Regions from separate parts of the Mus musculus genome. Here regions 2, 3 and 4 are each linked to region 1. Evidence: chromatin contacts called from ENCODE Hi-C or POLR2A ChIA-PET data. All regions are on one chromosome and are shown on one strand. The core of a region is the stretch at or near the end of the contact, and the rest is flanking DNA. Distances in the headings are between cores, read along the strand shown. Region 1 holds the start of Kdm4a (lysine (K)-specific demethylase 4A). Region 2 holds the start of Tmem125 (transmembrane protein 125). Region 3 holds the start of Slc6a9 (solute carrier family 6 (neurotransmitter transporter, glycine), member 9). Region 4 holds the start of Cdc20 (cell division cycle 20).

Region 1 (6,825 bases), core at 3,074-5,573:
CAGATCCCTTCGGGAATTGAGACTTCAGGTCAACTCCACGCGCTTGGACCTGTCCCTGACCAAAGGATTACCCAATTGGATCTCCTCAGCATTTTCTTTCTTTAAAAAATGGGTGGGATTAATATTATTTGGAGATACACTTTGCTGTGGATTAGTGTTGCTTCTTTGATTGGTCTGTAAGCTTAAGGCCCAAACTAGGAGAGACAAGGTGGTTATTGCCCAGGCGCTTGCAGGACTAGAACATGGAGCTTCCCCTGATATATCTATGCTTAGGCAATAGGTCGCTGGCCACTCAGCTCTTATATCCCATGAGGCTAGTCTCATTGCACGGGATAGAGTGAGTGTGCTTCAGCAGCCCGAGAGAGTTGCACGGCTAAGCACTGCAATGGAAAGGCTCTGCGGCATATATGAGCCTATTCTAGGGAGATACGTCATCTTTCATGAAGGTTCAGTGTCCTAGTTCCCTTCCCCCAGGAAAAACGACACGGGAGCAGGTCAGGGTTGCTCTGGGTAAAAGCCTGTGAGCCTAAGAGCTAATCCTGTACATGGCTCCTTTACCTACACACTGGGGATTTGACCTCTATCTCCACTCTCATTAGTTGGGTGGCCTATTTGCTCTTATTAAAAGGAAAGGGGGAGATGTTGGGAGCCGCCCCCACATTCGCCGTCACAAGATGGCGCTGACATCCTGTGTTCTAAGTGGTAAACAAATAATCTGCGCATGAGCCAAGGGTATTTTATGACTACTTGTACTCTACCTTTCCCGTGAACGTCAGCTCGGCCATGGGCTGCAGCCAATCAGGGAGTGATGCGTCCTAGGAAATATAACTCTCCTAAAGAGGGAAGGGGTTTCGGTTTTCATTATTGAAGGGGCTTTCGTTTTTGGGGCTGGGCGCTGGGCGCTTGCCCTCCTGGCTCCCAAAGATGTAAGCAATAAAGTTTTGCCGCAGAAGATTCTGGTCTGTGGTGTTCTTCCTGGCCGGTCGTGAGAACGCGTCTAATAACAGCACTCTTAACCGCTGAGCCATCTCTCCAGCCCCACCACATGCTTTTAACCACTGAACAATCTCTCCAACTCCAAGCAGTAGGAATAGGAGAAAAAAAAATTTTTTTTTTTGGTTTTTTTTCGAGACAGGGTTTCTCTGTATAGTCCTGGCTGTCCTGGAACTCACTTTGTAGACCAGGCTAGCCTCGAACTCAGAAATCCGCCTGCCTCTGCCTCCCAAGTGCTGGGATTAAAGGCGTGTGCCACCACCGCCTGGCAGGAGAATATTTTTTTAAGAGTTATTTATTTATTTTATGTATATGAGTACACACTGTAGCTGTACAGATGGTTATGAGCCTTAATGTGGTTGTTGGGAATTGAATTTGGGACCTCTGCTTGCTCCGGTCAACCCTGCTTGCTCTGGGATTTATTTATTTATTATTATAAGTAAGTACACTGTTGCTGTCTTCAGACGCAATATGTGGTTGCTGGGATTTGAACTCAGAACCTTTGGAAGAGCAGGCTTACTCACTGAGCCATCTTGCCACCCCCGAGGAGAATCTTAAATTCAAGAATTCAAGACTACCTTAAATCAAGAACAACAGCCAGGTGTGGTGGCGCATGCCTTTAATCCCAGCACTCAGGAGGCAGAGGCAGGCGGATTTCTAAGTTCGAGGCCAGCCTGGTCTACAAAGTGAGTTCCAGGACAGCCAGGGCTACATAGAGAAACCCTGTCTTCAAAAACCAAAACCAAAACCAAAACCAAAACCAAAACCAAAACCAACAACAACAACAAAAACCCCCAAGAACAATAACAAAAGAGTTAGCAAGATCACTTAGCTGGTAAAAGATGCTTGCTGCCAAGACAGACAATCCAGGTTGAATCCCTAGGACTCATAGGGTAGAAGGACTGAATCTCGAAAATTGTCCTCTGGTCTTTGTATGAATATGCACTGCCCTTCAACAAATATATGAACATATTATTATTTTGGAGAGTCTCACCATTATTCCTGCCTGGTTTGGAACTTACTCCTTAGACCAGGCTGGCCTTGAAGTCACAGACGTTCACCTGCCTCTGCCTCTGCCTCCTGAGTGCTGGAATTAAAGGCATTGCACCATCAGGTCCACCCAAAATAGATATAATTTTAAGAATTAGAAAAAATGAATATTATCAATTAAAATATTGGGAGTGCCAGGAATCGGGAGGCAGAGGCAGGTGTCTCTCTGGGATCTTGGTAAGTTTGAGAGGCTACCCTGATCTACAGAGGAAGTTCTAGGACAACCAGAGCTACACAGAAAACCCTTACCTTGAAAAATCTATCGATCTATCGATCTATCTATCATAATATATGATCAATATAAATATCACACATATACACACGATAGTTAATGTCCCTTCTCCTTCTCTTCTTCCTTCTTTTGGAGTTGGGGTTTTATGTTGTCCATGCTGGCTTGGAATTTGCTATGTAGCCCAGGATGTCCTTGAACAACTTTTTTTGTTTTGTTTTGAGACAAGTTCTAAAATGTACCCCTGGCTGTCCTGAAACTCCTTATGTAGACCAGGGTGGCCTCAAGCTCACAGAGATCCACCTGTCTCTGTCTCCCAAGATCTGTAATTAAAGACGTGCCACCATGCCCAGCTATGAACTTCTGATTTTCTTGCCTCTACCCCTCAAGGGCTAAGATTGGTAGGCTTGTGCCATGATGCCCACATATCTATCTCTGTATCTCTCCCTCTTATATATAGAGACAGGGTTTCTCTGTATAGCCCTGGCTGTCCTGGAACTCACTTTGTAGACCAGGCTGGCCTCAAACTCAGAAATCTGCCTGCCTCTGCCTCCTGAGTGCTGGGATTAAAGGCGTGCACCACCATGCCCGGCTGCATCTCTCCCTCTTAAGAAAGAGTCTTACTATGTAACTCTGGTTATCCTGGAACTACCTATTCCAGGCTGGCCTCTCATTTTTTTTAAAGCACCCTTTTCATCAGATATGTGCCTAGATATTTAACCCATAGCATTCTATGAAGTATCTCCTTTTAGTTAACATTGGTAAACTCTTGCCATCCATCTCAACTCTCCTGAATTTGTTCCCCTTGAAAAATCCAGGCATGGACGAGAAGTTGTTTAAAAACTTTTTTTTTTTTTTTTTTTTGGTATTTTTTGAGACCGGGTTTCTCTGTATAGCTCTGGCTGTCCTGGAACTCACTTTGTAGACCAGGCTGGCCTCAAACTCAGAAATCTGCCTGCCTCTGCCTCCCAAGTGCTAGGATTAAAGGCATGTGCCACCACCGCCCAGCTTACTTTTTTTTTTTTTAACCTATTTATTTAGTGTGTTTGTGGCGGCGGTGACACTGCAATCCACTAAAGTCAGAGGACATCTTGTGAACTTGTATTGATTCTCTCCTTCAACAGCTTACCTCAGATCATAAGACTTGTGCCTTTCCTCTCAGTCATCTCTCTGTACCGAAGGGTTGGTTTTGAAAGCAGTTCAAACACAATACAACTCTTCTTCCCGGTGCTATCGGGAATTTTGCTCATGTTTTATGCCCTAGTGAGTTCTCCTCCTTATTTGACTTATAAGGGTGTTAACCTCTCTTTCTTCATCGTCCTTGACAATCTGGGAACTCCTTAAGGCTGCTCACAGCCTCTCAGGAACTGCTCCTAATGACTTCTAGGGATCCTGTTCGGCCCCCTGAAGTGCCTTTAATGATTCTTAGAATCACCCTGTTCGCTCCAAGAGCTGCTAATGACCCCAAATTTTCGCTCAAGGGGAGCCGCTTTTAAAAAGCCTCAGGGATATCTTCCTTCAGGATCTGTCCTAATGACCCCCCAGGGCTCCTTCTCCTGGAGCAGATCTTTACCTAACCCGCCTTGCCAGCAGGCGAGGGGCTTCTTAGAGAAGAGAGTCAAACTGAGAGTACTGGGCAAACTTGGACATGCTGGTCACGTTCTCTGAACTCCTTGACTTTAGAAACTTTCCCGGAGGTCTTCCATCGCCTTTATATCTTAGGCAAAGGAGTTACTCCAAGAAAATTAGGCTTATCCTTTCGCTAGAAACATCCTATAACCACCTGCTCGCCCTTCCCCATAACCGGCTAGCCCATTTCAGGGTATTCGCTTCTTTCTACCCAGCTTAACTATGGAGATCTGAGTCAGCCTCTGATAGGCTAACTCTGGATCCAGCCCTGATGCTCAGTGGCCCCAGTCCCCGGAGGCTCAGCGTTTTCTCCTGGCAACAGCTCGAGACGACGCTCATAGGCTAAGCGGACTCGTAGTTCCAGACGCCGAGTCGGTGTAGTGAGTGTTCATTGGTTAGCTGAGGACCTAAAGCCATTCTTGGGTTGGTTGACTATGGGCTCTGTGAGGCTGCGCAGAGTCAGACTTTAAAGGAGGCGGAGCTCTGTCTTTCGCCCTCAAGAAAGACAGTGGGATCGGCGAGTGGCGACAACAGCAATCGGGCCTGAGCCCTGCTAGGGCTTTAGGCTCCAGGTGAGAGCCATCGGGTTTTGGATTCCCCAAGGGGTTGATGCTGCCAAAACCCTTGGCCGTGAGCTCCAGTGGGGGAGGGTGGTGAGGTGGGTCTTTCTGTGCTCTGTGATCGACATGGGGTTTGAGCAATAGAGAAAGGAGCTTCTAAAATAAGTTTTGCGATTGGTTCTTTCCAATCTCTAGTGGCCAATGGGCGTCGGGAGAGGGGGGCGGGCCCACTGGGCCTTATTTTCTTCTTCCTGCGGCCGGGCCTCCCTCGCCTAGGCGGTGGGGCCGGGAGGGGCAGTGTCTGTAAGTGGTGTGTGGGGACACTGGGAACCGGGCTGCCTTTGGAGGGATGCCGCGGGGGTGGCTGCGGGGGCGGAGAGTGCGGGAGTTTCAGGTCACTGTTAGCAACAGCTGCCTTTATGGAGTGCTTACCGGGCCTAGCGTTTAGGGCTCGCTTGCATCATCTAAGTTAATCATACGATCCATCAAGGCAGGGGTTTGGGGTCCCCATTTTGCAGGTGGAGAAACTGAGACTCATCCAGTCCATTCACACAGCCAAGGTGTTAAAAAGTGACAGAGATCAGACCGGTATTCAGAGTTTTCACTCTAGAGCCGAAGGTTTAGCTCCCGGTACTCTTTGCTTTGTTGCTGAAGGCGGACGGGAAGGTGCCCCAGACCAGATTTCCCCAAGGGAATAGATCGCGGGAATGGAACCCTAGAGTTAAAGTAATGGGATGATCCGCTAAAGTGAGCAGAGGATATGAGTTATTCAGCAGTTACTGAGTGCCTACTTTGTGGCGAGCATTGTTCTAGCTTCTGGACACACAAAGATAAACAGAGCTAGAGGCAGATGAAGCAACATTGTGACCACCTTTGAAGCCCAGGGGAGGAGCCCCAGTCTGATATTTATGATACCTTTTTGTAAAAATTTCAAAAGTAGAATATATTGAAAATTTCCTTTTAAAAGGAAAAGTCTCCTAAATTGAATAGGCTTCAAGTTCCTCCACACTTTCAGAGAAGTCTTAGTTCATGTAAGTATTAGAGCTGAGGTAGCAGAAAGTGGTAGAAGATGCTTTAGAGGGGGCACTTTGGATACATTTCCTGGTATGTAAAGCAGGGATAACAGTATATCTTTTATGCAAAGTTAATGAAAAATGCCTAGCCAGAAATCCCTCCCTTGGAGTGGAATGGAAACCCAAGAGTTACCATGACAGGGTTTCTGTTTAATGCCCTGGAGTTTGCCTCCATGCTGCTTCCCAAAACCCATGCTAGGTTGTGGGCAGGTTGTAGGCAGCTTTCTCCTGTATAGTGAGTAGGACTGCCAGTGGCTTTGAGGAAACAGAACTCCTGGGCTGTGAGTGAGGAGGTCCAGTGAAGGACATACCAGTTTTGCTTCTAAACTGGCTCCTTTTTAGCATGCATTGTCTTTTTCTGGTTGTGGCGATTGTGGCGATCTGTTGTATTACCAACACTGGGTTTAGGCTCTGCCCACTTACTTGAGGACCTCATCCAAAAATGTCTATGTATTTTCTCCCGGCAGTTGGGGAGTGTGCCCTGTATTGCCAGCTCATTGCCTGCTTTCAGTGCAGTTGAGCCATCGGAGTTCATTGAGTACTGCTGAAACCATTTTGATTTAGATAGAAGAGTTTCCCTTCAGTGTTTTAAACTCCTAACATACTGTTACTATCAAAGTACTTTTAAAACTTGAACCCCCTGAAGCCTTAGAGTCTGCAGCTAAGTGACTTCTCAGTGGTTTAGAATCTTGTGATGCCGTGCTCCAGAAAACAGCCCATAGGAAGCTTTTTAGAAGCTCTGGCTGTCCTAGAACTCATTCTGTAAACCAGGTTGACCTGCCTCTGCCTCCTGAGTACTGGGATTAAAGGAGTGTTACCACCACCACATTATTCCCCTTGACCAGGTGTACTCATTGTAGATGTTGGATTACTAACTCTACATCCTGCCTTCTTTCTCCCTCGTGCTGGGCTGCTGGGCATCTTCTGGTTTCCTCGGGTTCTTTTTTTTTTTTTTTTTTTTTTAAAGATTTATTTATTTATTATATGTAAGTACACTGTAGCTGTCTTCAAACAATCCAGAAGAGGGAGTCAGATTTTGTTACGGATGGTTGTGAGCCACCATGTGGTTGCTGGGATTTGAACTCCGAACCTTCGGAAGAGCGGTCGGGTGCTCTTACCCACTGAGCCATCTCACCAGCCCCCTCGGGTTCTTTTTAAACGGAACAGATTCTGCTTGTCCATCTAGTCCATTTAAATAAGCATTGTAGTAGGGGGCAGTTCCTTGTCACTTACTTTTGTTCTCTTAACACTTCAGGTTTTTATCCTAGCAAAATCGGCCTCAAAAACAGAG
Region 2 (6,825 bases), core at 2,796-5,295, 360 kb before region 1:
TCTACCTCCTGACCTACAGCTTCTCCTGCACGCCCACTGCCACCTCTACCTCCTGACCTACAGCTTCTCCTGCACGCCCACTGCCACCTATCCACTCTGACCTACAGCTTCTCCTGCACGCCCACTGCCACCTCTACCCCCTGACCTACAGCTTCTCCTGCACGCCCACTGCCACCTCTACCTCTCCGACCTACAGCTTCTCCTGCACGCCCACTGCCAACTCTACCTCCTGACCTACAGCTTCTCCTGCACGCCCACTGCCACCTCTACCTCCTGACCTACAGCTTCTCCTGCACGCCCACTGCCACCTCTACCCCCTGACCTACAGCTTCTCCTGCACGCCCACTGCCACCTCTACCTCCTGACCTACAGCTTCTCCTGCACGCCCACTGCCACCTCTACCCCCTGACCTACAGCTTCTCCTGCACGCCCACTGCCACCTCTACCTCCCGACCTACAGCTTCTCCTGCACGCCCACTGCCACCTCTACCCCCTGACCTACAGCTTCTCCTGCACGCCCACTGCCACCTCTACCTCCCGACCTACAGCTTCTCCTGCACGCCCACTGCCACTTCTACCTTCCGACCTACAGCTTCTCCTGCACGCCCACTGCCACCTCTACCTCCCGACCTCAGCTTCTCCTGCACGCCCACTGCCACCTCTACCTCCTGACCTACAGCTTCTCCTGCACGCCCACTGCCACCTCTACCTCCTGAGCCTCCATTTCTGTCCCTGCTTTAGGGACAGATTCAACACTTTGAGCCACTAACTTGCCCAGCCCCAGCCAGTATTCAAACTGATGAAGCCTTAGGCTCTGCTTCTCCCTCTATAGACTCCAAAGGGAAAGAGTAGAGAAAGGGGATGTTCGGGGTTCCCGGCACCAGCTTTTGTCTAGGACAGCTGAACATTAGGTTAGCAGGAGACTAGAGTTTCCTAAGGACCAGGCTATTAGAAGAGTTCAGATCGAATCCAGGCTGGCAAGCTCTGGCAGACCTTGGCTCTCCCAGGCCTGTTTCTTATAAAGGGGGCACGTTCATAATGCTTTGCAGAATGGCAGGATTAATACCCACTATGTCATCCAATGTCCCCTGCTCTGCACCAGTCAAGCAGCCCTAAAGTTTTCTTCAGGGAAAAGCTAGCCAGAGCTGTACTCCCCAGTAAGGTGACAGCCACAGGCAAAGGTGGCTACTGGGTACTCAATGTGTAGCTAATTTGAACTGAGATACAGTTTGTATGTATAAGAAAAGACTTTCAGGGGCTGGTGAGATGGCTCAGTGGGTAAGAGCACCCGACTGCTCTTCCGAAGGTCCAGAGTTCAAATCCCAGCAACCACATGGTGGCTTACAACCATCCGTGACAAGATCTGACGCCCTCTTCTGGTGTGTCTGAAGACAGCTACAGTGTACTTACATATAATAATAAATAAATCTAAAAAAAAAAAAAAAAAAGAAAAGAAAAGACTTTCAAAGAGCCCATTAATACCTTCTATAGTAAAATATATTTTACAATTCCAATACATACAGTTTTGCAGCTCTGGGGATTGAACCAGGGGGCGAGCAACCACTGGGCTGCATCCATAGCCCAGCAAACACATTCATTTTACTGTGTTGGTTTTACTGTTCTTTTGAAACAGGCTATTAGAAAGGCTTAAGTTACATAAATAAGAGGGGCTCCCAGAAACTGAAGTGACAGTCAGGAAGCCTGTCTGGGTCTGACCTAGGTCCTCTGTACATACATTATAGTTGCATAGCTCAGTGCTCTTGTGGGACTCCGCACAGGGGGAATGCGACATCCCTGACTCTTTTGCCCGCTCTTGGGACCCTTTTCCTCCTAGTGGGTTACCTCATCCAGCCTGGATATGAGGACTTGTGGCTAGTCTTCTTGTAACTTCATGCCATGTTCGATTGAAATCCCTGGGAGGGAGGCCTGCTCTTTTCTTTTCCTTTCTTTTCTTTCTCCTCCTCCTTTTTTGGGGGGGGTGGGGGGTTCGAGACAGGGTTTCTCTGTGTAGCCCTGGCTGTCCTGAAACTCACTCTGTAGACCAGGCTGGCCTCAAACTCAGAAATCCGCCTGCCTCTGCCTCCGGAGTGCTGTGATTAAAGGTGTGCGCCACCACCGCCCGGCTCTCCTCCTCCTTCTTGCTTTTTTGGAGAGAATGAGAGAGGAGTGGATCTGAGGGAGCGAGAGGGAGAGTCTCTGAGAGGAGGAGAGGAGAGGAAACTGGAGTTGAATTTGGATGTAATATGTGAGAGAAATGTAAAACAAATACATAACTAAGCTGACACTTAGACATACAGACCACGCTGCTCTGGACTTAGGAGGCTCCCTGTCTTCTGCAGCGAACAAAGCAAAGAGGAAGCCAGGCCAGGCACAGTTACCCTGTGCCCTGATCTGGGGAAGATTGACTTGGATTTCATTCTGTTGTTTGGGATTTTTGGTGGTGCTGCTGCTGCTGCTGCTGCTGGTAGTGGTTTGTTTAGTTTTTTAAATACACATCAAATGCAGAGAGAAGAACATACTAACATATAGTTTACAGAAGGGGTAGGACAGAAGATGTGGGACAAACTGTACATTCTCCAACCAGTCACCCTCTGCCCACTTGGGGCATGGTGTCTAGGACCCAGACTTGCTGATTAGAAGCAGAGCCCTGAACCATATCCCGGTTCCACCTTGAACACCCCTGTGGACACCCAGCATTGTCCAAATGCATCCCTGAGGCCCTCCAGGACCACACAGCCTGGGCCCAACTTGTCCTTCTGGTTTCATCCCAAAAGCTCAAAGGTCAAAATAGTCACACCGTCAGTCAGTTCACACTTTTATTTAGCCAGCCACTCAACAAACATTTATCGATTACCCTACGCGTACAGGCTACCGCTGGCTGCTGAGGTCATGGTGGTTAGTAAACTAGTACTTATCCCTGCAGTGGCTGGGGATACACCTCTGGGTCAGGGGTGAAAGCTAACTAACTAAAGATCTGTTGCGAATGAATATGGAAGAAACACGGGTCGTGAGTGCAGTCGGATCAGCCAGATCAGCCAAGGCATTTCAGCTCAATGATTCAAGTTGGCCAGACTCGGCCAGAGAGAGGCCGGAGGTAGGTGGGGGACAGTCCAGCTGAAGGGCAAGGGCTTCTTTTGCCTTGTCAAGAGTTGTGAAACTTATCCAACTGTCCAGCTCCAGCTGTCTACCTGAAAGGCCTCTACCCACTCATGGGGCAGGCTAATCCTGCCACTCACTTGAGGCCTCAAGGAAAATAAACAAAGGGCTTATTGGGGGAAAGCCTAAGACAGAGCTGGAGCTAGGTTTGGGGTATCGCTGATGCTGGACGCTGGGGCTGAGGATACAGTGGGATTCAGAACTAAAGTCCAGAATCAGCTGGAATGAGGAGGTTTCAGGCCAGTTGGAACCTCCTACTGGCTCTCCTCCTGCCTCAGCCTCTCAGGGTGCAAAGATTGCAGGCCTGGCTGTAGATCTTCGGGGAGGGGCTGAAGGTAAAATTAAGTTGGAGTTGTGGGGTGGGCTAGGGCTCAGACTGGGGCAGAGGGCCAGCATTCTTTCCTCCTGCTGACCCAATCTGCATATTGTGTTTCAGACCTACCAGCAGCGGACAGAAGCCCCTCCCTTCCCAGGAATGTCTCAGCCCCACTGAAGTCGCAGGGCCACGTCAGCCAATTGGCTCAGGCCCTGCCCTGGAAACAGCACCTGTTAATCCCCCCCTCCTTCCAGCTCACCTGGGTGCAGGTTAGGCAGGTGAAGCGTCTCCCCGGAAACAGACCTAGAGCGCCCAACCTGCTGGGTCCTGCCTGCTCAAATCGGATTCAGCACAGCCAGGCGTCCCGTGAGTGCCCCATACGCCCCACCCCCACCTTTTTCACGGGTTCTACTACCGGGAACCTCCACCCACGCTGGGGTCGTTCCCCAATAGACGGTGTCAGCACCTTCAGATGAGCAAGCCACAGTCCTGAGGAATGCTGGGACAGACTCCGCCCACGGTCCCTCCCCCAACCACCCTTGGGGCGTGGGCATTTACCCCACCCACCTTGCGTGCCAGGCAACCTCTCTGCAAAGGGCAGAGCGGTCCCCTACTCTGTCTCGTTGGAGTAAAAACGTGGTCTCGGCAGTGTGGTCCATGTGGGTTCTGATTCACCCCGAGTCTCTCTGGCTCAAAAAAGTATGTTTTGAGCTCCTTTGCCCCGTGGGAAGTCTAAAAGGAGTATGTTAGATGACTTCTCCCACTCCTCAGAATTAACTTCTCTGTCCTCACTTTTCAGAAAAAGCCTCTAAGAGGTGAGCTGGGGCTTCCCTGCCCCACTCCCGTCCCTCCTGGACTCGCAGCTGACACCTACAGGATCGGTCTCTCCTGCTGCCGGAAGTTGGGTTCCTTGCCGGCAGTGCTAGCTTTATTTTTACCTGATGTGAGTCATGCCGCCTGTCTTGTAGGGAACAGGTTAAATGAGTAACACTGTTAGATCCCTCCCCACATTCCCACGATGGGAAGGACTAGGCTGCGGTTCAAATCCTGAGTCCTCCTTTTGCTGCCTTAGAGAACACGTGGAGCCGTTTAGCAGGGGATGGACCCGTGGGGAGCAGGCAGGTTCTGGATGAGCGCCGAGAACAGGACTGGATAGAGATATGTTTAGAGGCAAGAGACAGCCCCTGGGGCCATGGATTGGCAAAAGCAGAAGGCGCTGAGGAGCCCCCGGAGTGGGCCGAGAGGGAGGGTGGGTGGTAACAGCATCTTGAGAAAGGAACACAGGAGGAACAGGTTCAGGGTAAGATGAGGAATTTGGGTTGGGCCCTGTTGCATCAGAGACGACCAGCACTGGAAGGAGAGACTTGGAGCATGCGTCTTCTTTTGCCTGACGGAGATAGGGTGGAACTAGAGGAAGAACGGTGTTAGGGGTCAGATCCTGACCCACAGAGAAGGAAGGGTACAGCCCTATGAGAGAAGGGTCAGGCTCAGCCTGCTGGTTCCAGAAGGGTTAAGTCACCAGCCTCCCTTTCCCATAGCTTCCCCCACCCAGGACCCAGCAGTGACAGCTGAGGCCATGTGAGTCTGATCCTGAATGAGGCATTATCTCTGACAGTTTGTCCTGTCATCCACTGTGGCACCACCAGCTTCCTCCGACAGCCTGGATGGAACAGGCCACCGAGACAGCCTGTGTGAGAGGTCAGGAGCTGGGCAAGGGGATTCTCTGAAGGGGAAGGGGAGCTCTGTGGTGGAGGGAACTCTGTTGGGGTCAGGGGAGGTGCTTTGGCAAGGTGCAGTGCTAGGGTTGTAGCTCTTGGGAATAGGTCCTGAGGACCCCGGGGAAGATTCTTGGGGCCCTTCCCTGAGACTCCCAGATGAGGCTATAGGGCCAGATGGGTGGGAAATAACTTGTGATCCTGTCCTGCAGGTGAGGGTAACCATAGCCTGGACTAAGAAGAGGAGACTGGGCTTCTCGCTGGCAACCAGGTGATGGGGACACAGGGTCACGACAAACACCCTCTGAACCCTGACAGTGATCCTCTGTCCTGACCCTGCCTGACCAAGCCATGTCCCAGCAAGCCTCAGTGGGCAGGGGGCTGCCCCCAGATGTGCTGGCAGAGCAGGTGGAGCTATGGTGGTCCCAGCAGCCCCGTCGCTCCTTGCTCTGTTTCTCCGTGGCCGTGATCCTTGTGGCTGGCTGTGGGGCCGGTGGTGTGGCGCTGCTGTCCTCCACCAGCAGCCGATCCGGCGAATGGCGACTAGCCGTGGGCACTGTGCTCTGTCTGCTGGCCCTGCTGGTTCTGGTGAAGCAGCTGATGAGCTCTGCCGTGCAGGATATGAACTGCATACGCCAGGCCCAGCACGTGGCCTTGCTGCGCAGCGGCGGAGGCGCCGACGCTGTTGTAGTGTTGCTCAGTGGCTTTGTGCTGCTGGTCACTGGCCTGACCCTGGCTGGGCTGGCTGCTGCCCCGGCCCCGGCACGGCCACTGGCTGCCATGCTGTCTGTGGGCATTACCTTGGCTTCCTTGGGCTCAGTCTTGCTGCTGGGGTTGCTACTGTACCAGGTGGGTGTGAGTGGACACTGCCCTCCGATCTGTACAGAGGCATTCTCCGCCCAAAATGGCCACGGTGATAACAGTAGCATCTTTAGCATCTCAGGACAGTTGTCTTCTGGCCAGCGTCATGAGACCACCTCCAGCATTGCCAGCCTCATCTGACAGAGATGGAGCCCTTCTTCCCATGCCCTGCCTCAGTATCCCCAGAACTTGTGGCAGACATTCACAGGTGCACGCATATATGTGTGTCGCCCCCACCCCCGCCATGGCATTTCATGATATGTGATTAGGAGCTCGTGTGCACCCTCATATCCATTCCATGAGAAGGTGAGGGATACCTCCTTGGGGCTGTTTGTATCATGGACTGTCATGCTCTATGCCTGGTCCTGGGGTCTCTAGAGGATACTCATCTGGAGTCTCTGAAGACTTGACCCATATTTCCAAGACCCTACAACTCCAGCCTTGCCCTATGACATCATCAAGGATCTCCACAGAGGTGACTGTTGCCTATCCACAACGACACTAGTGATCACTCTTCAGAGAGTGACTCTCGGGAAAACTGAGAGAAATGGCTTCCGGATGAGATGGACCTGACTGGGGAAACACCTTTGAGCTTGTAACCTAGCAGCTGGGGCCAGTGAGAGGTGACTCAGACACTCCTGCCTCAGTTTCTTAGAACAGTGTTGCTATTGATGCTTAAGAATAATTGCCTCTTGGGCAAGATGATTGGGCTCCTGGCAAATGTTCAATTAAAAAGTGACTATAGTGAAAATGAAATAAATTATGGGGGAAAGGTGG
Region 3 (6,825 bases), core at 1,618-4,117, 340 kb after region 1:
TCCCACAACATGGTTGCTGGAACCTGTGTGTCCCCTGCAAGGGCAGTATGCAGGCAGATTTTTCTTTAAGTTTTTTTTTTTGTTGTTGTTTTTATTTTTTTAAACTTTTAATTCTTTTTCGAGACAGGGTTTCTTTGTGTAGCCTTGACTGCTTGAGGGCTAGCTCAACCCAGGAGATCTGCTTGCCCCTGCTTCCCAAGTACTGGGATTAAAGTCCTGAGTGCCACCACCACCCAGTTTTTAAAAATTTTTATTTATATGTATGTGTGTGAATGCATAATACGGGGGTGGAATAGAGGTTGGGAGAGTGCCAACAGAGGACATCCCATTCCCTGAAGCTGAAGTTACAAGCAATAGTGAGCCTCCTGACACTGCTGCCAGGAACTACAGGCCCTGGCCGTCTGGAAGACCAGCCAGCCCCTTATGCATCCCTAATCACTGAGCCATCTTTCCAGCCCCTAGGTAGACCAATTTTAGGGGTCTATATGAACTAAGCCCTCACTAGTAACTAGAGGCAACAGGTCTCCAGTACTTTACAATTCGGAGGGAGGAGACACCGTCTCTATTCACTACCACAGGGATGTTAGCACAGTGTTGTGTGCATAAAGTCTCCTGTCTGGGGCACCAAGCCAGCTACTTGCTGCAAACTCAGGGGCTTCCTGCATCCCCACCTTTGCTCGGGCAATAGTTCCCTCTGTAAGGGTCTCTGGTCCCCAGTTTTCACTGGTCAATACATTGCCTACCAACATCAAAACCAGACCCCATGCCATTATCTTCATGAAGCCTTCCTCCTCCTTCTGCAGTCGACCCTTCCATGGTACCCTTCAAGAATGCAATATATGCAAGATGCTGGCTTCTGTCCACCCCCTCTGTCTGGAGAGGTCTGCCAGGGCAGACGTGTGGTTCTTCTATATCCTGAGAACTATACTACTGTAGTCCCGCTGAACATAAGGAGGAAGGGAGCGTTTTCTCTGAAGTCTTTGAAACACTTGGGCACGCTCAATGTTCTCCGCTAGTCCCTAACCAATCCTATCACCCGCTCTCTAACCTTTTGCCTCTCTGGAGATGTCTTTATCTTAGGTGTTCTTTTTGCCCATTCCTTGCCCTCTATCCTTTATCTTTCTAACAGTCATAGCCTCAGACTTGCTTCATTTAAAAAATAGAACAGAAACCAGTCAGTGGTGGCACACACCTTTAGACCCAGCTCTTGGGAGGCAGAGGCAGGCAGATCTCTGAATTCAAGGCCAGCCTGGTGTATAGAGCAAGTTTCAGGATAGCCAGGGCTACGCAGAGAAATTCTGTCTCAAAATACAAAACCAAAAAACAAGAAAAAAAGGAAAAAAAGTAGAACAGGCTTTGTGAGGGAGCTATCATAGAGTGCTAGGTGGGTACGCGGCTCCTTTAAGAGTGACTAGCGAGGGGCGTGGCCTATGGAAAACAGACCCGAGAGGGGGTGCGGCCCCTTTAAGTAGCTGCCCGGCCGGACTTGAAGGCCCGGGACGGGCTGGCAGTGTGGGGCGCGGTCACTTTTGGAGTCATGGCACCGCCCGGAGTGCCCACTTCCTCGAAACGAGACCGGTTCGCTTTAATCAGTGTGCAAGGTGTGTTGGGGGGCGGGCGTTACATCAGCCACCACGTGTGCGCCTCTCAGCTGGCGTGGAGGATGCCGCCCCGCCCCCCGCGGTGGAAAAGTACCCGGGTGCCGAGGTCTCCGCCCCCTTGCCCCGCCCCCGCCCGTCCTCGGCCCCTCCCGGGTCTGCGGGCAAGCCCCCTCCCGGCTCGCTGGCCTCAGCTCCGGCCCGTGTGTGGCTGCCTGCTGCGGGGTACAGGCTGGGAGCAGGCGCTCGGGAGCTGCGGGAAACCAGGCCTCACCTGTGGCCGCCCGCACTCGCCGCAAGCATGCCCAGAAGGAAGGCTAGAGTGAAGGCTCGAGTGGCAGGGCGTGGATTTTTTCCCCCCAGAGTAGCAGTCCCCCAAAACCACTCTCCGCCCCGCAATCCCTTCTCAACGCTGCAGCCACGCGAGCCGCGGACAAAAGAGAACCGGAGGGCGCTGGGGTTCTTCCTCGCTGCTTCCCAGGAACCGCGGGCGCGCGGGAACCGGCACCCGGCGGGCGAGTGGGCGGGCAGATTAGGAAGGCCGCCGGCTGCGGCGCCCAGATAGATAGCCAGCACGGCTGGGAGAGGAGGTGGGGCGAGAGGCTGCACGCGGGGCACAGACCCCGCTGCCGGCTCCCGGCCGCGGCAGACCCACTGGCGCCCCAGAAAGACCGAAGACGCTCTTCGGTTCCGGCGCTGCGCGCACAGCCCCGTACCAACCACCTCCGACCGAGCCGGCGTCGGCACGCAACGCACCCCCTCCATTCCGAAATCACCCTCCCTCCCGTCTGCTTTAGTTCCTTGGTGACAACGATGACACACAGACACACGCACCTACCCAGACCTTCGCGGCGAGACAGACATCCCAGTGCGAGCACTCACACTCTTAGCCACAGATACCCGCAAGCAAACGCTATCTCATCCACGCACCACACACACATCCATACACATCCTGGGGCTCAGCCTCCCAGAGTCACAGAAACGCCCAGAACGACGGCTGGACAGACCTAGGCTCGGGCCGCAAAGCCCCCTTCCCCCAGCTCTCTTACCATACTGCTGCCCCCGGCCCAGGCGTGCTGGGTCCGCACCGCGGTGCGCCCAGGTGGCTTTCTTAAAGGGAAAGTTGCATCAGCCTCCCGAGGCTCTCTGCAGCCGCCAGTCCTCCCGCCCCGCCGCGTTGCCTGCCGCTCCTCCAGAGCTTGTTGTGTTTTGGTTTCGGGGAGGCGGGGGCTAAGAGTTTGGTGAAAGTTTGGAGAGTGAAGAAGGCTTGAGAAACCTAGCCAAGTCCCTCCCCTCCCTGAGCGGCTCCCCTGGCCGCCCTCCCCCGCCCTGGTCCCATCTCCTCCCTCCCGCGTGCCGACTACTCAGACTCCTCCTACCAGGGAATAAGATTACAAGTGGCTCTAGTTTTCTGATGATTGATCCTCACGAACCCCTGGGAGTGGGGCTCGGCAAAGGAGTCCCCTTCTCCTTCGCCTCTCTGCCCTTCAGTTGGGACACTTGGAGGAAGCAGATGTCCTCCCCTTCGGGCTAGGCTTGGAACGAAGCCAAAAGGCCTGGGGCGCTTTGGGGGGCTGGGGCTGCAGTTAGCCCGCCAGGCCCCTGGCCTTCTGCGCCTGCGTTCCCCCTAGAGAGACGTCAAGAGCAAATTCCGTTCCCTTTGCAGTAGCGCCGCTAGAGACTGTGGGCACAGCTGAGTAAAGCCTGGGGCCCACTCCTTGGAATTGCAAGGCTGGGGAGCCCTTTCTCCCCGAATTCTCCACCACTGATTTGATCAGCCCTACCTGGTTAGTTGTGCCACAGAGCCTACCTACTTCAGGTGCCTGGATTGCAGTATCTGCCAAAAGATGCTTTGTTGAGCCTCAGTTTCCTCCTCTGCAAAATGGAGAGAATGACTTAAGGAAATGCATACCCACGTGAAACTCATTGCTCCAGATTGGCAGTGGTGCCTAGCAAATGGAACAGGCTGCCACATTTGCTTACCTTGAGCAAGCTGCCAACCCTCTATCAAACCAGACAATACTGATTGCCAGAGGACTGCTGTTGCTTCGCAGGTGCTCTGCAAAAGGCCCTGGTCTGGAGAGGCAGGCTCCGGATTCCACTCTGTGCCCCGAGTTCTCACCATTTTCCGGCCAGGAAACTTGCTTGTTTATTGACATCCAGTCTCCAAAGAGCAGGCGCATCCATGTCAAAGCCGCGCACAAGATCAACTGGTGTGAGAAGCCACCTTATTAATTTATAATCACTGAAAAAGACAGCAGCCAGCACACTCCCTTCAGTTGGGCCTCTCTCTACCCCACGGCTCAACCACAGCCCTTTCCCAGAACTACCTTCTTATATACTGCTTTCTGCTGTCATGGAACTCACAATCTGTTCATTCTCGAGATTTGGTCAGATCTAGGAAGGCACTTATGTCCCTTTTGAGTTTGCCCGTGAACACAGCAGTTATAAGCCTGCTTGGGGTTTATAGTCTCCCACGAACTAATTACCAGAGTTTTGTATAGAGTAGAGAGGGGACACACACGCAGATCTACCTAAGCAATCTGTTGTGCCTGTGGGCTTTTTTTTTGGGGGGGGGGATTTGAGACAGGGTTTCTCTGTATAGTCCCGGTGGCTGTCCCGGAACTAACTTTGTAGACCAGGCTGGCCTTGCACTCAGAAATCCGCCTGCCTCTGCCTCCAAGGGCTGGGATTAAAGGCGTGCACCACCACCACCTGTGGCCTTTAACTTTGCTTATGTAGAAGTTTCTGGGAGTCTAACTGTGGGTCCTGCAGCAGGCTGTGTAGTTGTGTGTGTGCTCAAGTCCTGGATCTGACCAGATAGTATCTAAACACTTCTCATCTTCCCTACCAGGACTTGGGTTCCTCTACAAGTTGTTTATGGTCTCTCATAGCCTGCCTCCTCTTTAGATTATCCAAAATGGCTCCTTCCCAAGACAGATGGACAGGAGGCTCTTGGGAGAAGCTGCCAGGTAAAGGGAAGGTTGGGGCTGAGGGAGGGGCTTCCATCTAACTTATAGGGATGCGATGGACCTAAAAGGCATTAGGATGGTTCTAAGAAAATGTTTAAAACTTTATTTTGAATTTTGAAGTTTTCTTTCTTTATTCTCTTTACATCCAGATTTCAGCCCCTCCTGCTGGTACCCCCTCACACACAGCCCTTCTCCGCTCCCTGAATTCTTTTCTTTCTTTTTTTCTTTCTTTTTTCCTGGAGTCAGCATCTCACTATGTAGTTCTGGCTGACATTGTTCTCACTATATAGACTAAGCTGACCTCCAACTCAGTGATCCACCTGCTTCTGTTTCCACAGCCCTGGGATTAACAGCTTGTATGCTGAGCTTTCTATGTGGAGGAGGTTGTTTTGTTGGTTTTTGTTTATTTGCTTCTGGGATGGTTTGATTTGGTTTGGTTTGGTTGGTTTGGTTTTTGAGACAGTAACCACCATGTATGCAGCTCTGGATGACACAAAATTCGCTATGTACTCCTGGCCGGCTTTGAACCTCTGGCAGTCCTCTCTTCTACCTCTCTTATTAATGGCCTAGTGAAAAGTAGGTCCCTTATCCACTCTAAGGAACCCATGTGAAGGAGAGCTGATTTAGGGATACAAGGGTACCTGTCTGCCAAGGGCTGAGGCCCAGGGAGGTTTGAGGAGGAGAAGGAGGCGTGCAGAATTGGTATTACTAGAAAGTTTGGGATTTGAGAAGCAATCTAGTGCTTAAGTTCAGGGTTTGAAGAAAAAGATTTTCTTTTTTTGTTTGTTTGTTTTTCAAGACAGGGTTTCTCTGTATAGCCCTGGCTGTCCTGGAACTCACTCTGTAGACCAGGTTGACCTCGAACTCACAAATCCACCTGCCTCTGCCTCCCAAGTGATGGGATTAAAGGTGTGTGCCACCACAGCACGGCTGAGGAAAAAGATTTTTATCTTGAGGGGCATTTGGAGAAATTGGGCATGCTGACTATGAGGTTTTTTGCTAGTTAACAGTGACAAAGCAAAAAAGATGTGTGTATGTTATCTGATTAGTACAAAGCTTCAGACAACCACAGTCGCTCGTAGTAGGTCCTAAGGAGAGGCTTGAAGGAGACACTCCACGGTAAAAAGCTGTCTCTGGGAGACAGGAACTAGAGTGTATGTTTTTTTCCAATCAGAATGAAGTCTCAGGGGAGACAGGTCTGGGCCTAGCCCAGGTCAGAGCTGGGATGGCCTTCATGATCCATGGGGAGGTCCCCGCCCTGGGCAGCTGGCCTACAGGAAGAAAAGACATGGCCAGCCAGTGGGAGAGGATGGTGGTCAGGTCTGATAGACAGGAGGAAGGATGGGCCCAGATCAGAGGCCTGATACCTGAGGACAGGACAGCAAGTGGGCAGGCAGTACTGGACCGCACCCATTGCTTGCTGAGGCGTGTCTCAGGAACCTCTAGTTACAGAGTTATTTCCTGGGAGGGCTGGGCCCAGCTGCAGATCCCCCAGTGTTGGCTGGGTGCCTGTCTGTTGTCACCAACAAGCCAGCAGGATTAAATCGTATGTATCAGAGGACTTAACCAGAGCCCAAATAGGTATAGAAGAGGGCTAGCAGCCTCGAGCCACTTTTAGAGGCACCTTGATAGAGGTGTGCCGAGAACACTACTGAGAAATTGGTGGTGTTCTGTACTTTAAATTTGCACATGGCTTGATTAGTGGTCCCTACCTCCTTACAGTCCCAGCCTAGGGGGCTAGGAAGCATTGTCAGGAGGATCCTGTCTTGGCTTTGCTCTCAGAATCATCCTCTCTTGAACTTGAAACCATCATTACACAACTCCTTCCCTGCCCTGACCCAGTGTGGAACAGCTGTTTAAATCCATGAGTTCCACTGGGGCTCCACGTGTCTCTTGGGTCATCTTATGTCACCCTCGCTCATGACAGCTTAAGTCAATCCAGGCAGGACCTCAGTGGCCACAAATGACATCAGGCAAACAGGAAGCATCAACCTTGGCCCTGTCCAGGTAGCCTTCCAAGTCTCCAGAGCAGTCAATGCCTAGATTCTTAAATGCCTTTAACAGAGCCTTACAATGCCAAGGAAGCCAGCATTCCCAGCACTGTGGAGGACTCAAAAGTCTGTACTCATGATGCTGAACAAGTATACGATGTCTAAACATTCTTGGCATCCAACTTGCAGAACACCATTGGCATAGGTCACCAGAGAAGAGGAGAGGTGGCTCTCTGTGACTGGTATAAGCCGAGGAGTAGCCAT
Region 4 (6,825 bases), core at 1,803-4,302, 260 kb before region 1:
GCAATTGGAAATGGAAGAAAGAACGCCGGGTGTGGTGGCGCCCACCTTTAATCCCAGCACTCAGGAGGCTGAGGCAGGCGAATTTCTGAGTTCGAGGCCAGCCTGGTCTACAGAGTGAATTCTAGGATATACAGAGAAATATAGCCAGGGCTATACAGAGAAACCCTGTCTCAAAAAACCAAAAAAAAAAAAAAAAAAAAAAAAGAAAAGGAAAAAAAAAAAGAAAGAAAGGGAAGAAAGACAAGTGTAGTTTCAGAGAAACTACAGTGAGTGTGGCTAACAGCTGAAGACCCTGCCGTCATCAGAGTTCATCTTAGGCTAAGGACTGAGCGTCTTCCAACTCCTTACTAGGCAGCATATTGCTGTGACTACAATGCTGTGCCTTTGTTAACATCTCTTACCTCATTCGGACCCAATTTCTTTCTGTTTGTTTTTTGAAACGGGGTCCCTCTATTACATAGCCCTACCTGTCCTGGAACTCACAGAGAACCACCTGCCACTGCCTCCCAAGTGTTGGGATTACGTAAAATTAAGGCAGTTTGCTATCTGCCTTGAGATCAGTAAACTTGCCAGATGTGGTGACACACACCTTTAATCCCAGCACTCCGAAGGCAGACACATTTGAGTTCGAGGTCAGCCTGGTTTACACAGTGAGTTATAGGACAACCAGTGCTACACAAAACCTTGTCTCAAAAAAAAAAAAAAAAAAAAAAAAAAAAAAAAAAAAAAAAAGAAGAAGAAGGAAAAAGAAGGGCTGGTGAGATGGCTCAGTGGGTAAGAGCACCTGACTGCTCTTTCGAAGGTCCAGAGTTCAAATCCCAGCAACCACATGGTGGCTCACAACCACCCGTAACAAGATCTGACTCCCTCTTCTGGAGTGTCTGAAGACAACTATAGTGTACTTACATATAATAATAAAATAAATCTTAAAAAGTTCAAGGTCTTCCTAAACTATGTGGAGTTCAAGGCCAGCCTGGCTACATGAGAGTGTGTTTCCAAAATATGTACGTAAACTGTTTTAATGCAGTAGTTAGCAGATGATCAACTAGTAATTATTATTTGTATTAATGTTGTTTTACCTTTGTGCATATTCATGTAAGTCACTAAAGCCCTGCACTAAATGGGAGTCACCTAGATCCTAGATCCTTCCTTTTTTTGTTTTTGGTTTTTCGAGACAGGGTTTCTCTGTATAGCCCTGGCTGTCCTGGAACTCACTTTGTAGACCAGGCTGGCCTCGAACTCAGAGATCAACCTACCTCTGCCTCCCAAGTCCTGGGATTAAAGGTGTGCTCCACCACTGCCTGGCGCTTTTTTTTTTTTTTTTTTTTTTTTTTTTTTTTTGAAAAAAGAATTTAGACTGACCAATTCAGAGTCTGCCATTTATTTATTTATTTATTTATTTATTTATTTTTTTTTTTCGAGACAGGGTTTCTCTGTGTAGCCCTGGCTGTCCTGGAACTCACTTTGTAGACCAGGCTGGCCTCGAACTCAGAAATCCGCCTGCTTCTGCCTCCCAAGTGCTGGGATTAAAGGCGTGCGCCACCACGCCCGGCGCTTTTTTTTTTTTTTTTTAATGTTTTTTATTGTCACCAGAAGGAAGAGGTGCGCTGTGGGTGCAGAGATCAAAGGGCCACTTTTTTTTTTTTAAAGTGTGTATGTGTTTTGCCTACATCTATGTCTGTATACCTCATGCACACCTGATGCTGGCAGAGGCCAGGGAAGGCACTGGATCCCCTGGGACTACAGTAATAGATCTTGAATACCTATATTGGGCGCCGGGAACTGAACCCTAGGTAATCTGGAAGAGCATCTAGCGATAACAGCTAAGCCATCATCTTTCTAACCTCCTTTCCGCTTTAAAATAATTTATTTTTATCGGGGAGGAGGGGTGTGTTTGTGTGCCATCTGTATGCTGGTTCCATAAGAGGGCATCGATGCCCTGGAGCTGGAGTTAGAGGTAGTTGTGCGCTGCCTGACAAAACCAAATTTTCTTCCCGTGGAAGAGCAAGAAGTTCTAACTGAGGCATCTCTCCAGGCCCCAGACCTGGATTCTTACCAACCTCTTTTTATGACCTTGGGCTAATTTCTTGTATTGCACCTTGGTTTTTCTATCAGCATAACCAGGTTCTTGGCCCAGCGTGGTGGCACACGCCTTAAATTCCACCGCATCTCTGAGATCCAGGGCAGTTTTTTCTACAAGGTGAATTCCAGGCCAGCCCGGACTGCATAGTGAGACCCTTGTCTGAAACAAACAAAATGGGTGTCGCTCTGGCAGATTATGTGCAACGGGGGTAAGGAGATCTCTAGGTCTCTGAAGAATCCTAAGTCCCACGGGAGTCCTCCACAGGATGTGATGTCCCCAAGAACAGCCTAACCTAATCTTCACGACGAAAGGCTGGAATTCTGATCATTGTTTTGACACACACACCCCTTCCTCTCACTTTGTGTTTGCAGAACCCCACACTGGTCCGCATACTTCCTTCCTAGCAGGGTTTCAGGCGCCCTCCCCATTCAGACTGCCACCTCCCCACCGTCTCTAACCAACTGGGTCCTCCGGGTTGAGGTTGAGTTTCTCTCTCTCTCTCTCTCTCTCTCTCTCTCTCTCTCTCTCTCTCTCTCTCTCTCTGTGTGTGTGTGTGTGTGTGAGAGAGAGAGAGAGAGAGAGAGAGAGAGAGAGAGAGAGAGAGAGAGAGAGAGAGAGAGAGAGAATGTGTGTATGTGTGAACGTGTGACCTAAGTACCACCCACAGGCTTCGATGTGACCTTTCAAAGATTCCCAGATGCTCTAACTGCCGGGCCCAACCCAGAGAGATGGCCGGCAGAGAGCGGATCCCGAGGACTAACTGTGCGGGACCCGCCCCCGTGTTCCGATTCGGGCTCCGATTCGGGCAGGGACGAAGGCTCCCAGAGATGGGTTCGGGATTTCCTTCCAAATGCTTGGTCGTCGCACTCTCGTGAGATTTGCTCCCGGAAGACCCGGCCCTCTTCAGTGTAGCGACCAATCGGCAAGGGCGACGGTTAAGACAGTTGGGTTTTGAAGGAGCCAATGAACGCTAGCAGCGGAGAGTTTAAGAACAACAGTCCGGCGTGTCCTTAGCTTGTCTGGAAAAGAACGCGTTCGGCAGGCGCACTGACGCGCTGCGAGGAGCTGGGGGTTTGTGTTCGGGAGAGCTGAGTACGGAGAGGGACCGGGCTGCTGCGAGCTGTGGCAGGCGGAGCCCAGGAGCCCGGCGAGGATCGCGCTTGGTCGCCTTTCGCCCCGGTAGCGGTGCCATGGCGCAGTTCGTGTTCGAGAGCGATTTGCACTCACTGCTTCAACTGGACGCACCCATCCCCAATGCCCCGGTTGCGCGCTGGCAGCGCAAAGCAAAGGAAGCCACAGGCCCAGCCCCCTCGCCCATGCGGGCCGCCAACAGATCACACAGCGCCGGGCGGACCCCGGGCCGAACTCCTGGTGAGTGGGTGGAGGGAGCTGGAATCGCTGAGAGTCCGTCTTCATGCTCCCTCCGGGAGCCTCGTCAGGCTGTCTGACTTCTCTCTCCCTGCCCCCAGGCAAATCTAGTTCCAAGGTTCAGACCACCCCTAGCAAACCTGGAGGTGACCGCTTTATCCCCCAACGCAGTGCTTCTCAAATGGAGGTGGCCAGCTTCCTCTTAAGCAAGGAAAACCAGCCGGAAGACAGGGGGACGCCCACCAAAAAGGTATGATTCCACAGGGGTCATGAGACTTGAGGTGTCTGTCCCCTGGCTGATACCGGTCTTCCTCCCCTCACTTGCCGTGTATTTCAGGAGCATCAGAAAGCCTGGTCTCTCAACCTGAACGGTTTTGATGTGGAGGAAGCCAAGATCCTCAGGCTCAGCGGCAAACCTCAGAATGCCCCAGAAGGTAAGGAGTGAGTGACATCATCGAGGCTGGTGTCAGTCCTTCCTAAGGGGAGACATGTGGCTGCTTTTCCACATGTGGATGGGTATCAGTTTCCAAGTCTAGACCCACTCTCTTGCCACAGGCTACCAGAACAGACTGAAAGTACTGTACAGTCAGAAAGCCACGCCTGGCTCCAGCAGGAAGACTTGCAGATACATCCCTTCTCTGCCAGACAGGATCCTTGATGCCCCCGAAATCCGGAATGACTACTGTGAGTGCACTGTTGTCTTTGCGGATGGAGAAAGATGGCCTAGGAATGGACCAGTCCAACAAAGGACCTCATGTTTTCTTCCTTCCCCTGGCAGACCTGAATCTTGTAGATTGGAGCTCTGGAAATGTATTGGCTGTGGCACTGGACAACAGTGTGTACTTATGGAACGCTGGTTCTGGTGACATCCTGCAGTTGTTGCAAATGGAGCAGCCTGGAGACTACATATCCTCGGTGGCCTGGATCAAGGAGGGCAACTACCTAGCTGTAGGCACCAGCAATGCTGAGGTCCAGGTGAGCCTGGTTGCCTGTATTGTGGCTCTGTGGTCACTGGGCTCAGGGGGGAGCTTGCCCACCTTACATCTGTGACCCTGTGGTCATTCCTCTGCAGCTCTGGGATGTGCAGCAGCAGAAACGACTTCGAAACATGACCAGTCACTCCGCTCGAGTAAGCTCCCTCAGTTGGAACAGCTATATCCTATCCAGGTCGGTGTTTTTCCCAGTCTATAGCAGAACCTTTCCGGTTTCTGCCATCCGGAACTAAATCTCTTCTTCTCTCAGTGGTTCACGGTCTGGCCACATCCACCACCATGATGTTCGGGTAGCAGAACACCATGTGGCCACACTGAGTGGCCATAGCCAGGAAGTATGTGGGCTTCGCTGGGCCCCAGATGGACGACATCTGGCAAGTGGTGGCAATGATAACATTGTCAACGTGTGGCCTAGTGGTCCTGGAGAAAGTGGATGGGCTCCCCTGCAAACATTCACTCAACATCAAGGCGCTGTCAAGGTGAGAAAGCATTTGAGCTGAGGTCTTTACAGACACTCAGCTATAAACGAGGGACTACTAAGAGGAGAGGACAAGGCGGGGTTGAGTTTAATTGTGACACTTAGAGTTGAGAGATGGTTTTGTCCACTGAGTATTCATAATAGATGATGACTACTGTGCCCAGAGAGCTGGGTGCCTTCCAGCATCGTCACGATTATTGAAGCAGCTCCTGTCTTGGAGTTGTTTGAAAATTGTTATCACCTCTGATTGGCTAATAAAGAGCTGATCAACCTGTAGCTGGGGAGGAGAGTTTAAGATGGGTGGGAAAAGAGGTGAGGTCACCAGGAGGGAGTCTCCAGGAGATGGTGGAGGAGGAGCAGCCAGGGCGAGACGGAGATGTCAGGTTACAGGGCAGGTGCTGGGTGTTAGGCATCAGAGCTGGGTTAGAATAGATGAGAACCCTGCCCAGCTATAGTGCAAGAAGCTCTTTAATACATATTCCAGGTTTCTGTGCCATTTCAAGGGAAAGGAGGGCATGGAAAAGCTCAGTTCTTTTACACGTAGGGCTGCTTCTGCCTCTCTGTTGACCTGACCCAGCCTTTATCCATTCCACCCAGGCTGTGGCATGGTGTCCCTGGCAGTCCAATATCCTGGCAACAGGAGGAGGAACCAGTGACCGGCACATTCGCATTTGGAACGTCTGCTCAGGGGCCTGTCTGAGTGCTGTGGATGTGCATTCCCAGGTAGTTTTGTTGTGATTGCTACTGGTGGTGATTCATGGTTTAACCTATCCCAGGCAGAGGTGTGTTCCTCTATGTGACATTTCTGAACAGCCACTTCTACTCCAACTCTCTACCTGATCATTTCTAAATTTCTGACTCAGCCCTCACTGGCATTCCCATTTCCTAGTTTGGCTTCTCTCCAACCCTAGGTCCTCAAGAATCCTCCTCCTCCGTATGTCCTAATTAAGCTTGTCAGTTCACCTTGCCTTCCTGAAATGTACTGTGTTCCACTTGTACTGTTTTAGATGCAGAACCTGCTTAGAAATCTGAAAAGCCACCTAGTCTTTCATCCTTCTCAGGATATTTCAGTGTTAGCTTGAAATACCATTCACATCCGTCCCTTCCTCAGCACTCTCATTCATTCATTCACTCATTCATTCATTCATTCATTCATTGAGGCAGGGTCTTGTGAGACAGAGTCTTGCCTTTGCTGGCCTCAGTCCTGCTTTTAACATCCCAAGTGTTGAGATTACCAGCATGTAACTCCATGCCCAGGCTCCCACACATTTTCTCTCTCTTCCAGTTCCCTTTATACAATCCGAGTGGTATCTTACTGTCCTTAAACCTGTGATGACTCCCACAACCTACAGCATAAGATCCAAATACATTAGACCCGGGCTGTGTTGTGCCTTTAATCCCAGCACTTGGGAGGCAGAGGCAGGCGGATTTCTGAGTTCGAGGCCAGCCTGGTCTACAAAGTGAGTTCCAGGACAGCCAGGGCTATACAGAAAAAGAAACCCTGTATCGGAAAAAAAAACAAAAAACCAAATACATTAGAACATTTGAGGCTCTTGCTGCTGATATGCCTTGCTGTAAATACTCCAGTTTTCCCTATCTGCTCCCCTCACTCGGCCTTCACTGCAGGTGTGGGCTCTGAAGGCAGATGGTTGAAGTTGCCAAGGGAGTCGCTTATGGGATGACTTTGGGTAACATGAAACTTCCCTTCTGGTGGATTCATCTTCATCACCATAGATGTGTGTCTGGGGGCTTCAGTGAGGACTGTGACCATTAAGTTAAATCTGTAGTGCCTGACAGGGTGTCTAATACTAGAATGGACTGACTCGGTTCTGAGTAACCCTGCCTGACTCATGTCCGTGATGACCTTCTCCACAGGTGTGCTCCATCCTCTGGTCTCCCCACTA

The links. A loop is a pair of places that touch in the nucleus more often than their neighbours do. ChIA-PET counts read pairs that join two places held with the same protein, here RNA polymerase II (POLR2A).
Region 2: POLR2A ChIA-PET joins it to region 1 with 10 read pairs in embryonic stem cell. The contact joins the promoter of Tmem125 here to the promoter of Kdm4a in region 1. POLR2A ChIA-PET finds 5 or more read pairs at or near these places in 2 of 5 experiments (Patski and embryonic stem cell).
Region 3: POLR2A ChIA-PET joins it to region 1 with 15 read pairs in embryonic stem cell. The contact joins the promoter of Slc6a9 here to the promoter of Kdm4a in region 1. POLR2A ChIA-PET finds 5 or more read pairs at or near these places in 4 of 5 experiments (Patski and embryonic stem cell).
Region 4: a loop to region 1 is called in a map of T-helper 1 cell, with 2.2 times the contacts of the local background. The contact joins the promoter of Cdc20 here to the promoter of Kdm4a in region 1. A Hi-C loop is called at or near these places in 2 of 37 maps with a recorded cell type or tissue (T-helper 1 cell and T-helper 17 cell). POLR2A ChIA-PET finds 5 or more read pairs at or near these places in 3 of 5 experiments (Patski and embryonic stem cell).

What each region holds. Positions count from the first base shown.
Region 1 is chr4:118,177,541-118,184,365 of GRCm38, reverse strand. It overlaps Kdm4a (lysine (K)-specific demethylase 4A), which reads left to right and starts at 4,323. Exons shown (of 22, transcript NM_001161823.1): 1 at 4,323-4,473; 2 at 6,790-6,825.
Region 2 is chr4:118,540,946-118,547,770 of GRCm38, reverse strand. It overlaps Tmem125 (transmembrane protein 125), which reads left to right and starts at 4,045. Exons shown (of 4, transcript NM_172383.3): 1 at 4,045-4,171; 2 at 4,272-4,415; 3 at 5,011-5,170; 4 at 5,400-6,825. The coding sequence starts at 5,539. The coding sequence ends at 6,189. Gm40237 (a long non-coding RNA gene) reads right to left here and starts at 632. Exons shown (of 3, transcript XR_001784414.1): 1 at 617-632; 2 at 1-87.
Region 3 is chr4:117,831,300-117,838,124 of GRCm38, reverse strand. Slc6a9 (solute carrier family 6 (neurotransmitter transporter, glycine), member 9) reads right to left here and starts at 2,867. Exons shown (of 14, transcript NM_008135.4): 1 at 2,648-2,867.
Region 4 is chr4:118,433,570-118,440,394 of GRCm38, reverse strand. It overlaps Cdc20 (cell division cycle 20), which reads left to right and starts at 3,052. Exons shown (of 10, transcript NM_023223.2): 1 at 3,052-3,454; 2 at 3,553-3,701; 3 at 3,789-3,885; 4 at 4,007-4,135; 5 at 4,230-4,426; 6 at 4,524-4,618; 7 at 4,694-4,922; 8 at 5,519-5,644; 9 at 6,797-6,825. The coding sequence starts at 3,274.